2 separate regions of the Mus musculus genome follow, and region 1 is linked to region 2. The links are chromatin loops, found by intact Hi-C in ENCODE. Cell type or tissue: gastrocnemius. All regions are shown on one strand. Each heading gives the region's core, and the rest is flanking DNA. Links, peaks and the distances in the headings are about the cores only.

Region 1 (2,914 bases), core at 99-2,598, 180 kb after region 2:
CCAGATAGCAAACACGTGTAACATGTGTAACATCTTGTCACTACAAACATCAGTGAGCTCGGGGGTGGTGGGGGGGGGTCTTTTTGTAAATTTTCTGAGATCTTTATCTGAGTTTTAAAAGGTAGTCACTTTAAAAAAACAAAACAAAAGGAAAAAAATTCTGGTTGTGCTTGAGTGCATTCGTGTGTGCGTGCCTGTGTTTGTTTGTGTGTGTGTACACCAGCTCATGTGCAAGCATATGTGCATTCATGCATGCGTGCAGGTCAGAGGACAACTTTGGGTGTCAGGCCTTGCCTGTTATCTTGTTTGTGACTGGGTCTCTTTTTTGTTCCCAGCTGTGGACACCAGGCTAGAAGTTCGTGGGGTTTCTCCATCTTGGAGGAGCTCTGGGATGCAAGCTACCACATCCAGTTTTGTATGGATTTGGGGGTTCTGACCTCTGGTCCTCATGCCCCCGGTGCGTTAGCCACTGACTGAGCCATCTCCCTCTTAGTCTAAGACACACAGGCACAAATGAGCTGGCCCAAATGGTGGTGCTCTGCAGAGATCATAAACACTAACTTTTGTTATTCTTCAGTGAGCAGAGAGATGTATGAGAAGCAGACTTCGCATGAAGAAAATAAGATGACCCACAGTGAGGCGGAGGAGAGACTGTAGATGTGGACTAGGAAATTTAAGTATGATAATTAAATTTATACAAAAAATAAAATAATTAGTAATAATAAGATAAAATACACAGGCGGCGGAGCAGAGGAGAATGGACCGGAAGCAGAGGGAATAAGTCAGAGGCTAGAAATAATAGGCATGTTATTTCTGAAAGTGTTCTGTTTCATGCATGTGATTGACAGGTCAGTCTTGTGCTCACCACTGAAGTAGCATGGCCCTCTAGAACAGTGGCAAGGCTCTCTGCTGTCCTCTTTTCCTCTGCTTGCTGTCAATTTAAGAACGGGAAAAGCTAAAACCGATGTCCAGGGAGTCGGGGATAAATTCTGGCCCATGGGTGCGTCACCTGACGGTACGTGACTCTTCTGTGACTGCACTCCAGCAGAAGCTACCACACAGGCTTAGCAGTGGTGTTTGTGGTCACACACCTGAGGTGACCGCATCCTCCTGGGGTTTTCCTTACAGGGAAGTTCAGATAGTACTAGGGAATTCAGCTCCCCCACCCCCAACCCGCCACACATACACACACACACAAAATCCCTCTGCGAGGACTAATGAGATTAAATCTGATGCTGACTGGACAGGCAGAGGAGTGTTGCTTCTTTTTGTTGTTGATTTATCAAGGCTGTAGATGGCAGCCTCGCACTAAGGCATCCTTCCTAAAACCCCTCCCTTCCCCTCCCCTCGCCTCGCCTCACCTCGCCTCCCCTCCCCTCCCTGGCACTTTTGTAAGAAGGAAACTAAAAGCTCTATGGTGCCTGGGGACTTTGCTCACTCACTAGAAAACAGCCAGCTTGTCTTTGTTGGGAGTGAAACTTGTCGGCCCTGCGGTCCAGCACCTCTAAACCCACCTCAATCAGACATCCCCCCACCATACCCATCCTCCTCTGAGTTTTATTAGCGCTCCCGAAAATGCCCACTGTAGGGCTTTGAAAACACGACTTTGTCGGCTCCTCACATTAATGGGCCTTTTTATTTGTTTGTTTTTCTTCCTGATTTATAGACAGCACCCCATTATGCAGGCGGTCTATCTTCCTTTAAATAACTCTCCGGTTATTTATGACTAGCACTGACTTTGAGGCGGGAGCAGGTCACTTTATTTGCTTATGTTAACGGATTCATTCTAGGGCTGTTGCTAACAGTGAGTGGAGCCTGAAAGAAAAGTGGAAGCTCTCAACCGGCCAGAATAATCTGAATTAACTGCAGGGCAGATCCCAAATGCTCATGGGAAGGTTTTGGTTTTTTTTGTTCTTTCGTTTCTGGGGATAGTCTAATGGAATGTTTATAACAACAACAAAATGAGTAATTAATAAATGAAGACTCAATGAATGGCAGGATAGATGAAGCTAGTTTCTGTATTACTTCATTTCACCCCCACTACACGTTCACTGTTGCTCTTGTTTTGTACCTGAAAAAAGCAAGAGCAGAGAAACTCAAAGGCTCACACACAATGATAAAAATTAATAGCAATATAATGTGAAGCTCGATAGAGGAAGATACTTCCTGCTGACTTCTAACCTCCACACATATACACATGGGCACTCATGCAAGCATGCGTGTGTACCAACACACACACACAATCCAAAGACTTGCCTACCCTCTTCTGGTGTGTCTGAAAATAGCTACAGTGTACTCATATACATGGAATAAATAAATAAGTAAATCTTAATAAATAAGTAAATCTTTTTTTTTTTTAATCATCCCCTATCTGCTTGGGTTCCATTCGCACCTCCTGCTCTATACTCTCATGAAAGTAACCCTGACTTTATTTGTGTACTTAACCATTTTTTAAACCAACATAAAACTTTATTTAAAGAAACAGATGAAGCTAGCCAGGCCCTTATCTTAGAGGATTAACTGGCCAGAAGGAATTAGTGTTACGCACACATTCAGGAGCGTCCTCCTGGCTGCGTTTGCCTGAGCTCTGGGTGAAGTGCACACTCAGGAACTGCTAGGGAGCACACAGGAGAACGTCCATGCACACCACACTCAGGAACTGTTAGGGAGCACACAGGAGAACGTCCATGCACACCACACTTAGGTGTTCGCCAGATGCTTGCACAGAGTACACATTTCACAGCGAACTGGAGAGAGTTAGCTGACCGTGTGCTTGTTTTTGTTGGTGTTTTAGAAGAGGGTGTCTAACGAGAGGAGTTTGGGCTTCAGGCTCACAGACTGTGCAGTGAGCCCAGTCTGGACTCTGTTAGATGCATATTATACTCTCTTCTACCAAACATCACAAGATTTCGGG
Region 2 (2,914 bases), core at 172-2,671:
CATCTGGTTCACTGAACATTGTAGATTTACTTTTTCATGAAGCAGAGTAAACATAGATTTATTTTTTAAAGATTTACTATTTATTTTGTTTGTATGTATGTATGTATGTATGTATGTATGTATGTATGTATGTGTCTCTGTGTGTACGTGCAATGTGTGCTGGTCCCTGTGGAATTCAGAAGAGGGTATAAGATGCCCTAGGGTTGGAGTTACAGGAGGTTGTGAGGTGCCCCACATAGGGGTGAGGAACTGAAGTCAGGTCCTCTGTAAGAACAAGAAGTCCTCAAAACCTCTAAGCCATCTATCTCTCCAGCCCTAATTGTAGATTTGTTGAAGGAAAGAAAGAACAGAGAGTGGCAGGGGGCTCCAAGTTCTTTTTCTGTTGTTGTTGATTATTGTATGTATGTGGGTGTTTTGTCTTCATCTATATATGTGCACCATGTGTGTGCTTCACCCATAGGGGTGTGAAAAGAGAATCATCTTAAACTAGTGATAGAGTCAGCTGAGAGCTGCCATGAGGGTGCTAGGAATCTAATTTGGATTCTCTGGAAAAGAACCATGTACTTTTAACTGCTGGGCCATCTCTTCAGCTCATATCTTTTTAATTTTCCTTTCCTTTTTCCTTTCCCTTTTCCTTTCCTTTTTCCTTTCCCTTTTCCTTTCCCTTTCCCTTTCCTTTTTCCTTTCCCTTTCCCTTTCCTTTCCTTTTTCCTTTCCCTTTTCCTTTCCTTTTTCCTTTCCCTTTTCCTTTCCTTTTTCCTTTCCTCTTTCCTTTCCTCTTTCCTTTCCTCTTTCCTTTCCCCTTTCCTTTCCCCTTTCCTTTTCCCTTTCCCTTTCCCTTTCCCTTTCCCTTTCCCTTTCCCTTTCCCTTTCCCTTTCCCTTTCCTTTTCCTTTTCCTTTTCCTTTTCCTTTTCCTTTTCCTTTTCCTTTTCCTTTTCCTTTCCTTTCCTTTCCTTTTTCTTAGGCTGGCCCTCAGCTGCTTATGTAACTTAACAGTGACCTTGAACTTCCCTTGCCTCCTGCTCCTGAGTGCAGGTATTACAGGTGTGTACCACCACACTTGGCTTTTAGATTCCTTTCTTATATGATAATTTATATATTAGCGATCTAGTGAGGTTTCATTCTTCACATGATCAGAACCTTGACAAGAGAAACACTGTTTTGGGGAATATAATGTTAATTTAATACTGCTTTGTTCCAGCATTTATGATCATTTTCTTAGGAATTGATTTACATTTTAAGTAAATCTTTATAATGAGTAAAGTATTAGTACAGACATGTTGTATACTGATTCCAGTGTTTTTATTTGTTAAACAAATGTTAGAATCAAATACATTAATAACAGTAATTCTATTTGAGTTAGTGTAACAAGCAGTAGCAACATTTTTGTTCAGTGTAGGAAAGACTTAGGTCCAGCAGAGTGCGCTGTTGACCTTTGTCAAAAGCTGATGCATGGAGCCCCTGGGCTCCCCCCCCCACTTTGAGTTTCCTGTACTCTTGTCCTTCCCTTCTCTCCCCATGTCCTATGTCTTGTTCTACTTAAAGGTATTCTAGAATCTTATGAGAAAACTAACGAGTTTTCCCTGAAAGTGTTTATAAGTCTTTTTTTAATTTTAATTTTATTTAAAATGATTAGTTAGTTAGCTGTAGTATAACTGTATATGCATGCTAGTGCTTATTTATATGATGATGTTTATTATGTATGAGGACACGTCTCTAAGTTGTTTAGAAATGTTAATTCACTTAGAAAATACAGATTTATTTGAGTGAATTTTTACTGATTATATTAATTTATCTTTGTGCTTAGTTTCAAAATCAAACAAAAGTATTTGATTAAGTTATTTTATCAGTCTTATGGGAAAGGTATGGCTTCCCTTAGTTCTACAAGAGGAAATTGGGGTACAATCTTAAGTAACTGGTTCATCTCATAAGTTTGTTGAGTAGAGAAGCCAGATTAGAATGGTGAAACTCCTGCGGAGCTGGGATAAAAGTCAGTTCATATCTGTGCTGTCACAGGTCATATTTGTGCTGTCACAGGTCTTACCTGTGTGCAAGACTCTGTAAGTGTTGCTTCATGATCGTTTCTTGTTTAGTTTCCCAGCATCCTGTGCATTTTCTTTATAGTGTTTTTGCAAGCTCCCTATGGTGGGCATGTTTAAGTGCCTTGTTTGCCTTGTTGGCAGGTTGTTCATAAGAACAAGTACAATATCTGTTGTCCACATTTTTTTATGCCCAGCTTCTAGCACAGCCTGTACTTAAACTCAGATGGTTCTCGAATAAAGTGAATGAAAAAAAAAAGACCTAAGTTAAAAACAACAACAACACATGATTCTCTATTATTTGTAGCTTTTGATGTTACCTGGTAATAAAAGGACACATTTGAACTTGAACTCAGAGATCCACCTGCCTCTGCCTCCCAAGTGCATGAGCAACCACTGACTAGCCATTAAAATATCTTTAGCTAGGGTAGTTCAGGCCTATAATCTCACCACTCAGGAAGCTGAAGCAGGAGGATTATGAATTGAAGGCCAACCCGGGGGCTTCATAGCTAGTTTGAAGCCAGTCTGGTGAGATTCTATGTAGAATAAAAAAGAAGACAGCAGAATAGAACCAGCTGGTCTTTAGTTGTCAGTCTGTGGGTTAGAGATCACAGTATAGGTGTGGCAGCTAGAGAATAACTTTTTTTTTTTTTTTTTTTTTTTTTTTTTTACTATTTTGTCTTATGTGTGTGGTTGCTTTGTCTACGTGTATTACTCTGTACTGCCGGTGTGCGTGGTGCCCGCAGAAGCCCAACTGGCTCTTAGTATTTAATGTGTGAGGATAGGCTCTAACTATATGTTTTTTAAAGTAGAAATCTGGTTTTCCCAGGATCATTTAAAGAATAATCTCTCTTTAAATTTTTTGCTATTTTAA

What was found. Hi-C counts contacts between places; a loop is a spot of excess contacts. Peaks named below come from ENCODE experiments on the same cell type or tissue, not always from the same donor. Only the 100,000 strongest peaks of a DNase experiment are listed, where the experiment ranks them.
Region 1: it touches region 2 in a loop (2.5-fold over the local background); 18 of 42 quality-filtered maps call a loop at or near these places.

The regions. Positions count from the first base shown.
Region 1 is chr11:85,988,574-85,991,487 of GRCm38, reverse strand. No RefSeq gene overlaps it. Among named protein-coding and RNA genes, the nearest start is that of Gm20759, 34 kb to the left of the region's middle. In gastrocnemius, for the core only: a CTCF peak has its summit at 1,284 (motif pointing right); DNase peaks (open chromatin) are centred at 1,181 and 1,320; H3K4me3 peaks cover 738 bases.
Region 2 is chr11:86,172,898-86,175,811 of GRCm38, reverse strand. The region is part of intron 6 of Brip1 (BRCA1 interacting protein C-terminal helicase 1); the gene reads left to right. Among named protein-coding and RNA genes, the nearest start is that of Brip1, 27 kb to the left of the region's middle. In gastrocnemius, for the core only: a CTCF peak has its summit at 1,396; a DNase peak (open chromatin) is centred at 1,429.